2 separate regions of the Homo sapiens genome follow, and region 1 is linked to region 2. A link is an interaction called in ENCODE POLR2A ChIA-PET data of the cell type or tissue named here. Cell type or tissue: PC-9. All regions are shown on one strand. Each heading gives the region's core, and the rest is flanking DNA. Links, peaks and the distances in the headings are about the cores only.

Region 1 (5,385 bases), core at 165-5,164, 260 kb before region 2:
TCTTTGGGCCACTGGACAGCATATTTTGATGCCAGTGGCTGATAGCCTGAGTCTTTCGTCATGCTTCTTGATCATATGTATGTGTACCCAGAGTGATAGACAGAGGGGGGCACTCCCCAGGCCTCCCAGGTGGTGTGCTAGGGCACTAGGAGGGGTGGCACTTAAAGGGACAGGCCTGTCCTCAGGCCCCTATTGGTGCACACAGATACAGACTCTGGTAGGCAGGGAAGGACTATTCCTAGGCCCCTGGATAAAATACTTGAGAGGTGGTAGGCAGAGTGAGTCTGTCCTCATGCCCCCAAATAGCATCCAGTTGGGCCAGTTCCCAGGTCCACTGAAGGTGCTGCAAGTACCTGGCAGTCCTGTTGTGGGGGCTGGGCATTGCTATCAGTGGCAGTGGCCCCAGGCAGGAGGCCCTCAGACTCTGGGGAGTGTATGCTTTGGCTTCCGGCCCCAGAAACAGCCTTCCCTAGTGTGCTGCCCTGCTTGTTCTTTGGAGTATAAGACACTGTGTGGGCTCGAGTGCTGGGGACCCAGCCGCACCATTGGGTCCAGCCAGCACTGTACCACTGGAACCCCTTTGATAGACATGGGGCACTGTCAGTTGGGCTCCAGGTGTATAGAGATGCATACTCTCTAATGGTAGTTGGCTTCTCAAAATGGCACTGTGCTTCAGCTTCTTGGGTCCTGGGGGTGGGTGTGGGACCTGGAACAAACTCCCTCTCTGGAACAATGCTATTGTGTGAACTCCAGGCAGGTCCCTATACTTGTCTCAGAATTCACGAGGGTTGTGGGGATCTTACATGGCTAGGATTGCAAGAGTCTGTGGTGGAAATGTGGACCACTGGGGATCTCTCAGTTACCCTTTCCCCATACTGGAGAACCTCTTGTGGCTGCCAGCTGGTCCCAGCTAGGCCAGCTGCTTCACTTCCTTTTGCTTATCTGCCTCAGATGTTCCCTGTCACTTCCCTGCTAAATTTCAGTGTTCTCTCTTAGAGGCTTTATTCAACATGTGATTATCTACTCACTGTTTTGGTCCTTCTTTGTGGAGGAGAGTTCTGAGTCAGCCATCTTGAAGCCCTGACCTTTATTTTTTAGGAGTTCTTTTTGTCTGTTCTTGTACTGTATATGTCACTGCTTTATGTAGCTTTAAAATATTTTAATATTAGATGGGTCCAGTTTCTTCACCCTTGTTTACCCTTTCCAAATGTTCTGTTCTCTTGCCCCATATGCATTATTTTAGAGTCAAGTTAGGTAATTTATATTTCCTAGAAAATCATCCTTATCTCCTGTATGTTTTCTCTTCCTTTTTTGATTAGACTTGCCAATGGTTTGTGGGTTTTTTGTTTTTTTTTTTGGTCTCTCTAAAGATTTATTGAATTTGGGGATTAACAGTAAAGTTGCATATTAGGAGAGAACCTGAATCTTGAGAATTTACCATTATGAACATGTTGCTTCTGCATTTACTCAAATATCTTTCGTCATTCAGTAAAGTTTTAGAGAACCCCCCTTCCTCCATATAGGAAGGAATTTATGTCTTAAAATTATTGCTTAAATTTATATTTTGGTTGCTATTATTAATGTGTTTGCTTTCCCGTTATAGTAGGATATGGGCAAAACATCATTTTTATGTTTATATTATAATTGACCATGTTACTAAATTCTGTTATTGATTTCCACATTTTTCAGTGATTCCTTTGGATTTTTATTGACAATCATAGGAGATTGGCATATCATTTTGTCTGTTCCTTTTCAGTATTTACATCTCATTTCCATTTTTGTTTTAGTACATATATTAGAATGTCTAAAACAATATTTTAATGCAGTAGGGCCCTTGAGCTTTCTTGTCTTGTTCCTGCTTTGAATGGAAGTGCCCAAGAATATACTTTCAGGGATCATTTCTATAATTTGTTGCCTTTCATGTTTTACCACCAAATATAAAGTTGGCCATTTGGCTGAGATAGGTATTCTTTATGAGGTTAACAAAACATTGTTGATTTCTAATACACTGTATTTTATCTTTTTTGACATGTTAGTGTGATGAATTATATGAGGGAGACATCCTCACTTTCCTGGAATGAATACCATTAATCATGGGGTATTAACATTTTAATATTTGCCTGAAATCTATTTGCCAAAATTTTATTTAGGGTTTTTACTTCTGTAGTCATAAGTTTTATTAGTCTACAGTTTCTGTTTTTTTGAAGTTGGGATTATATGGGATTCATAAAATGAGTTTAGAAAGTTTCCAGGCTTTTATTCTGCAGAAAATTTAGGAACATAGAGTCATCTTATATCTATTCCTTATAAATTTTAACAGACTAATTCTTGGGTATTGGTCTCTTCAAGTTTTTACTTTTTGACTCAATTTAAGAAATTTATATTTCCAATAAAATCATCCATTTCCCTTTCTAATTATCATTGCTTATATTATCTTTATTGTTGTATTTATTGTTAATTAATGCTATTTCGAGGTATATTCTTTAGATTGCCTTGAGGCTTGTCAACTTTATTAGTATGCTAAAGATTTATGGTGTATTTGAATCTTTTCATATTTATATTTAGAAATAAAATCTTCTGCCAAATAGCAGTCATTTACTTATCTATTCCTATTATGTGTTTAATTTTTAATAATTATTCCTAAAAGGGGATAGAACAGGAAGGCCACTACTCATTTAAAGTGTATGTGCTTTTCAGAGGGCTTGACTTATCCCAGGTAGTAAACAGGTAACCTACCAACAAGTGGCACACTGTAACATACAGATTGTAGTAATGGACAAATTGATTGACAGCCAAATCTTGAATTATCAATGAAACAGATGTAAGGATCCATGGACAATTTACAAATAAAAATAGCAGAGTACTTTAACCATTTGTTTTAATATCTTCTCAAGTATTATAACTATGCACAGCAGTGCAAAAATCATAGTAAATATGAATAGTTTTAATTGTCTTCTTTATTCTCTGATGCATCTCCAAATGATCAAGGAAAAAAAAAGGCAGAAGAAAGAAGTAGCCTGAACAACTCAAACTGTACAATCATTTTCTACACATGATTGCCCCAATAGGTTTGTTATTCTAAATTGCTGGCTGGCTAGACGTGAAGCAACTGTCTGCTTAGCTCATTCTTCTGGGTAGTGCAAAACAGCAGTCCCCAAAGCAGGGCGTGCAAGGCAACCAGCTCTCAAACAAAAAGATAATATTAGAAGTCCCATTCCTACTTATTTTTACCTTATTCTTTTTCAATACCTTATTTGTGTGTGTATCTTATAATAGTATAGTCATACATCTAAATAAATTGTAAGTAAATAACTATATATATGTTGATTATGTGTACTAGAAAATGTTTTAATGAAAGGGATATAAATTAAAAACCCTTGGAGAGCTCTGGGCCAGAAGTGGAGAATCATGAATATGAAACCTGCTTTAGCCGCTTATCAGTCATGTGAATTTGGTCAATCGACTCTTTTATAATCTGTAAAATGGGAGTAAGAACACCAGTCCTTCCTTCCTCACAGTGTTGTACTGAGAACAGAATAAAGCAACTGTAATTGTTTGTAAATTCTATAAAGGCTGTGCAGATTATGATTTTTTTTTTTTAGCTTTTAAAATCTTTTCCTCAAATGTATTCAGTACCCACATTTAATCTTTATAGAAGACCATATTCGAAGTAGTGGGAAGACATTTTACTTTTAGGATCAAAGGAGAAAAATGTTTAAGGTTTAACAATTCTCTAATTCTAAAAGAGTTATATTTCTTTCCAAACTCTCAGAAAGTTTTGATGGCCAGATATTTTAAACAAAATAAACTTGGGAATTAAAAAAGGAAAGCAATTAAAAGTAAGTCTGAGATTTAGCTGTAACTTGAGGAGAAAAGAATTTTTACAAGAGGGATAGGAAAAGATAAGGTCTTAAAAACAAGGAACTAAAAATTAAGACTGAAGTTTTGTAACCTTAGGAGCCAGGATTTTGATGCCAACAGTTAATTATCCCAGAAATTTCTTTTTTTTTTTATTATTATACTTTACGTTTTAGGGTACATGTGCACAATGTGCAGGTTAGTTACATATGTATACATGTGCCATGCTGGTGCGCTGCACCCACTAACTCGTCATCTAGCATTAGGTATATCTCCCAATGCTATCCCTCCCCCCTCCCCCCACCCCGTAACAGTCCCCAGAGTATGATGTTCCCCTTCCTGTGTCCATGTGTTCTCATTGTTCAGTTCCCACCTATGAGTGAGAATATGCAGTGTTTGGTTTTTTGTTCTTGCGATAGTTTACTGAGAATGATGATTTCCAATTTCATCCATGTCCCTACGAAGGACATGAACTCATCATTTTTTATGGCTGCATAGTATTCCATGGTGTATATGTGCCACATTTTCTTAATTCAGTCTATCTTTGTTGGACATTTGGGTTGGTTCCAAGTCTTTGCTATTGTGAATAATGCCGCAATAAACATACGTGTGCATGTGTCTTTATAGCAGCATGATTTATAGTCCTTTGGGTATATACCCAGTAATGGGATGGCTGGGTCAAATGGTATTTCTAGTTCTAGATCCCTGAGGAATCGCCACACTGACTTCCACAATGGTTGAACTAGTTTACAGTCCCACCAACAGTGTAAAAGTGTTCCTATTTCTCCACATCCTCTCCAGCACCTGTTATTTCCTGACTTTTTAATGTTTGCCATTCTAACTGGTGTGAGATGATATCTCATTGTGGTTTTGATTTGCATTTCTCTGATGGCCAGTGATGGTGAGCATTTTTTCATGTGTTTTTTGGCTGCATAAATGTCTTCTTTTGAGAAGTGTCTGTTCATGTCCTTTGCCCACTTTTTGATGGGGTTGTTTATTTTTTTCTTGTAAATTTGTTTGAGTTCATTGTAGATTCTGGATATTAGCCCTTTGTCAGATGAGTAGGTTGCAAGAATTTTCTCCCATTTTGTAGGTTGCCTGTTCACTCTGATGGTAGTTTCTTTTGATGTGCAGAAGCTCTTTAGTTTAATTAGATCCCATTTGTCAATTTTGGCTTTTGTTGCCATTGCTTTTGGTGTTTTAGACATGAAGTCCTTGCCCATGCCTATGTCCTGAATGGTAATGCCTAGGTTTTCTTCTAGGGTTTTTATGGTTTTAGGTCTAACGTTTAAGTCTTTAACCCATCTTGAATTGATTTTTGTATAAGGTGTAAGGAAGGGATCCAGTTTCAGCTTTCCACATATGGCTAGCCAGTTTTCCCAGCACCATTTATTAAATAGGGAATCCTTTCCCCATTGCTTGTTTTTCTCAGGTTTGTCAAAGATCAGATAGTTGTAGATATGTGGCATTATTTCTGAGGGCTCTGTTCTGTTCCATTGATCTATATCTCTGTTTTGGTACCAGTAA
Region 2 (5,385 bases), core at 81-5,080:
TCCTAAAGTGCTGGGATTACGGGCGTGAGCCACCGCACTTAGCCAGACCAGAAGTCTTTTTGGATTCCGGGCTTTGGAATATTTGTGATAGATAATGAGGTATCTTGATGATTGGACCCAAGTCTGAACACAGCATTTATTTATGTTTCATATACATCTTATACACATAGCCTAAAGGTAACTTTTTTATTTTTGGAGATGGAGTCTCGCTCTGTTGCCCAGGCTGGAGTGCAGTGGCACAATCTCTGCTCACTGCAACCTCCACTTCCCTGGTTCAAGCAATTCTGCTGCCTCTGGAATAGCTGGGACTACAGGCTCACACTGCCACACCCAGCTAATTTTTTGTATTTTAGTAGAGATGGGGTTTCACCATGTTGCCCAGGCTGGTCTTGAACCCCTGAGCTCAGGCGATCCTCCCACCTTGGCCTCCCAAAGTGTTAGGATTACAGGCATGAGCCACCCCACCTGGCGTAAAGGTAACTTTTATACAATATTTTTAATGATTTTGTGCATGACACAAACTTTTGACTGTGACCCCATCACATGAGGTGAGGTGTGGAATTCCCCACTTGTGGCGCCATGTTGGTGCTTTATCAAAAAGTTTTGAATTTGGGAATATTTCAGGTTTTGGGTGTTTTTGGATTAGGGAGGCTAACCTGTGCCATGAATATTATGTTAAGTCCTTTTTCAGTACTTCTTACCAAGAGTCACCTGATAATTTTCTCATACTGGTTATGTTTACCTTGATCACTTGGTTAAGGTGGTGCCTGCCAGGTTTCTCCACTCTGAATTTACTGTTTTTCCCTTTGTATGATAATTAGTAAGTATTTGGGGAGGAGATAACTTGAATGTTACTCCTCAACTTAACACTCATTGTAAATCATTTTTTCCAGTTTGATAAGTGAGAAATTGTATATCACTGTAGTTTTAATTTGCAGTTCTCATTTTGAATGAGGTTGAACATCTTTTCATATTTTTTTCCCCTTGATTGATTGATTGTGTCTCTTGCCCATTTGTCTACTGGGTAGTGATTTTATATAGGAAAGTCAGGGTAGGCTTTATTGAGAAATTGACCTTTTAGCAAAGACTTGAAGGATGTGAGGAAATTAGCCATCTTTGGGCAAAAAGAGCCCCAGAATGAGAGAACACCCAGTGCACAAGCTCCAAGGCAGGAGTGTATCGAATATGCTTTTTAAGAATAACAAGGAGGCCATTGTGACTGAAATCAAGCAAGGGAGAGAATTGTAGAAGAGGTCCTAGGAAAGTATGATGAAGAAGAAAGACCAGATCAGTGACTTTGTTGGCCGGTATGAGGACTTTGGTTTTATACTTAGTGAAATGAAGAGCCACTGGGTGGGTTAGAATAGAAGAATGACGTGGCCGGGCACAGTAGCTCACGCCTGTAATCCCAGCACTTTGGGAGGCCGAGACGGGTGGATCACGAAGTTAGGAGATTGAGACCATCCTGGCTAACGTGGTGAAACCCCATCTCTACTAAAAATACAAAAAAATTAGCCAGGTGTGGTGGCGGGCACCTGTAGTCCCAGCTACTCGGGAGGCTGAAGCAGGAGAATGGCGTGAACCCGGGAGGCGGAGCTTGCAGTGAGCCGAGATCGCGCCACTGCACTCCAGCATGGGCGACAGAGCGAGACTCCGTCTCAAAAAAAAAAAAAAAAAAAAAAGAATAGGAAAATGATGTGATCAGACTTAATTTTTAGAAGTAGTTGGCTGCTTTACTGAGAATGTAGCTGGAGAGGTAAGTAGAGAAAGGAAGCTACTAAACAAATCCAGGAAAGAAATGATGGGCTTTCATCATGACCTGGGCCAGGGTAGTTACAATGAAAGTGGTGAGAATTGATCTGATTCTAAATATTTTTTCCCCTGGGTATATTTTGAAATCAGAGCTGCTTCAATTTCCTGACAAATTGGATGCAGAATATGAGATAAATAGAGGATTCAGAGATGGTATTAAGGTTTTAGACTGAGCAAATTAGAAGGATGAAATGGTCATTGACTAGATGTGGAAGACTGAGTGAAGGAGATTTAAGGGGAAATCAAGAGTTCAGTTTTGCATATATTATGTTTGAGATGACTCAAGAGTTTTTAGAAGAGATGTCAAGCAGGTAGTTGGGATGTGAGCTTGGAATTCAGGAAAGAGGTCTTGAGATAAATTTGGGGGTAACAGGCATATCAAGGGTGTGTGTACATAAAGGTTTCCCTAGAATGTTTACCTACAGTAGGATAATTTTGAGTCATGGAATGTGTAAATGTTTAACTTTACATAATTGTACCAAAATATTTTTCAAAGTAGTGGTTGTATCATTTTATACTTTTGTGGTACAAGAGTAGTGTTCCTGCTCATCCACATTCTAACCAACTCATGGTATGTTCAGACTAATGATAAAAGGCTGTCTCATTGTGGTTTGAATTTGTATTTCCTTGTTTTCTAATGTTGAGCATCATTTAATATAAGTTGTTTTCTTTAGAGATAAGCCAGTTCATGTCTTTTGCCCAGTTTTCTATCATGTAGTATATTTTACGCATTTGTGGAACTTCTCTATATAATTTGGATACCAATTCTTCATACATATTAAAGAAATCTTCCAATTCATGAATTCTCTTTTTATTTTCTATGGTGTCTTTTGAGGACCAGGACCAGAAGTTCTTGATGTAGTTGAGTTTTTGAAAAATTAGCACTTAAAGCTTTTTATGTAATATTTAAGAAACTTTTCTCTTTCCTGTGATCATAAGTTCTTCTTTCCTTCTAAAATAATTAAAGAGTTGCCTCTCGTATTTATTTGCTTGATTGTCAGGAATTGTTTTCTGTTTGGTGTGAGAATGGAAACCAGTTACTTTCCTTCCTGTCTCCCCAACCTGTCCTTTTGCATATATATATTTTGAATTAGTTTTAATGTACTCTTACAATTCTGTGTTCTACTTCTTAACAGTTCATTTATATATAACCAGTTTATCCAGTACTGGTTATATATAACCAGTAGTTATATTTTTGGAGTAGTGCAGCCTTTCCCCACAATGAATTGTAATGCCATGATATATATCAAATATCTATATATGCTTGGTCTTTTTCTGGGCTATTTGCTTCGTCAGTTTGTCACTGCATCATTAGTTAATTATTTAGCTTCATAATAAGGCTTCATATCTATAAGGGCAAAATGCTTCTTTCACTCCTGCCCCTAAATCCCCTCTCTTCAGATGTGTTTTGGCTTTTCCTAGGCCTTTGCTCCTCCATATAAATTATAAATGGCACTAAATCAGATCAATTTGGGGATACGTATGTATGTATATAATATATATTTACTTAGGTCTCCTTTAAATAGTGAAATGTATTTCATGTATTTCGTAATTCTCTTCATGGAAGTTGACACATAAATCTTGCTAGAGCTATTCCTGGATATCTTACAGTTTTTGTTGGTGTAAACTGCATGTCTTTGAAAATTGTTTTGTTAGCCAATTTATAAAAATGCAATGGATTTTTGAATAGTGATGTTCTAACCAGTAGCCTACCTAAATTCATTTCTAATTTGTTGGGATATCGTTTTCATTTTTCTGTTTAGATAACCATTTCTGCAAATGACAGTTTTCTTATTTTGACCCATTTTTCTCCCATTTTTGTGCCTTCTAGAACTTCTAGCCTAATGTCAAATAAATAGAAAAATCAACAGTGCCATCTTTGCCACGTTCCTGATTTTCAAAAGAATACTTCCAATGAGTCAACATTAATATTTGTGTCACTAGAGATAGATTATTATGAGTTAAGGGTTAAGTAAATTTTACTTATTCTTATGATTTTGTTTTGTTTTGTTTGTCATGAATGAATGTAGAATGTTATTAGATGTTTTCTTTGCAAATATTGAGGTGATTATGTGGCTTTTCTCTTACTGCATTAAACATCATAACCAAATTGGATTTATTAATTCTTTGCTTAGAATTAATTATATCTGTGTTCATGAGTGAGACTACAGTAATGTCCACTTTTCGTTCCTAATATTATTTTATTTTGGCTTTTTCTCTTTTTTAAATCAGTTTTTACCAAGATATCTATTCTCTTAGTCTTTTCTGAGTACTTTCTTCTTTGATCCTGTTGAATCTTTGTTTTCTAATTCATTTATATCTCCTTTTATCTTTATTATTTTCTTCTGCTTCCTTTGAGTTTATTCTGTATTTATTGATTTGCTCAATATATATTTTTTCTAATATGAGCAGGTATAGCCATAAAACTCTTTCAGACTACCACTTTTGGTATATTCCACAAATTTTAAAAGGTACTACTTTCATTAATGTTTAAATCTGAGTGTCTCTCAATGGAAGATTTGTCTTCTCGTAATTTCATTAGTTTTTTTTGGTTCTTTTTTTGTTTGTTTGTTTTGTTTTTTTTGTGGTTATTGTTTTTACTAACCAAGTTGATGAGGGAAATGAAAGTAGTTCAAGAGTAAACACATCTCAGTTTCTGCCCTGAAGTGATTTCTGACAATTTTATTCAGTTTTGTACTTGTATTTTACACAGGAGAAATCCACTCATCCATTCTCTTCACGTGTCCATTAATGTCAGTCCTTCCTAGTCTGTCTTTAAAGCCCCTATCAGCTAGATACTCAGTGTCCAACAGTCCTGCTGATGCTACTTTTAGAATTCTGGCCCAGTAGAGTATTTCTTTGATGTAAAATTATTCCTCTTCTCTGTTCTCAGGTCGCTTATGATGAAGCTACAGATGAATTTGCTTCTTACTTCAACAAACAGACTTCTCCCAAGATTCTCATCACAACATCAGATAGACCTCATGGGGTAAACACATTGATTAATTTAGTTCTTGAATTCTTAATTTTCTTATTACTTCTATTTAAAGTACTCTGTTCAGAAGAGTTAAACCATTAGTTAATTGCCTTAAAGAATGCCTGTGACTAAGTAAATAAAACGTAGCTCTGGTAATATGATGTAGGTTTACTAAACATGATTCTTCAAGATAGGATTTCTCAACCTCAACATTGTTAACATTTTAGCTGGAGAATTCTTTGTTATGGTGAGCTATCCTGTTCATTACAGGATGTTTAGCAGCTTCCCTGGCCTCTATGCTTTAGGTGCCAGTAGCAACCACACACCACTACCACTACCATCAGTCATAACCATCAAAAATGTCTCCAGACATTGCCAAATGTGTCCTCTGATGGAGCAGAATCGCCCCTAATTGAGAACCACTGCTTTAGGATGATCAGCCTTTGATAAAAGAGGACACACTGTTCGAGTTTCATGCTTTCCTCAATGTTGCTTTCTATTAATCATAATAATTATTATTTCTTTCCTTATGAATATGTACCACATAAGATTTTTATTCTTTTTTGAAAACTATTCAAAATTTTTGTTATTTTGTT

The links. ChIA-PET counts read pairs that join two places held together with the same protein. Peaks named below come from ENCODE experiments on the same cell type or tissue, not always from the same donor. Only the 100,000 strongest peaks of a DNase experiment are listed, where the experiment ranks them.
Region 1: POLR2A ChIA-PET joins it to region 2 with 18 read pairs; 2 of 35 experiments call an interaction of 5 or more read pairs at or near these places.

What each region holds. Positions count from the first base shown.
Region 1 is chr1:84,224,929-84,230,313 of GRCh38, forward strand. All of the region lies in intron 9 of PRKACB (protein kinase cAMP-activated catalytic subunit beta), which reads left to right. Among named protein-coding and RNA genes, the nearest start is that of SAMD13, 74 kb to the right of the region's middle. RefSeq lists enhancers at 1-37, 38-837. In PC-9, for the core only: no CTCF peak of the experiment used is centred there; no DNase peak of the experiment used is centred there.
Region 2 is chr1:84,484,928-84,490,312 of GRCh38, forward strand. It overlaps RPF1 (ribosome production factor 1 homolog), which reads left to right. Exons shown (of 9, transcript NM_025065.7): 4 at 4,706-4,801. Among named protein-coding and RNA genes, the nearest start is that of RPF1, 8.4 kb to the left of the region's middle. In PC-9, for the core only: no CTCF peak of the experiment used is centred there; no DNase peak of the experiment used is centred there; H3K27ac peaks cover 709 bases.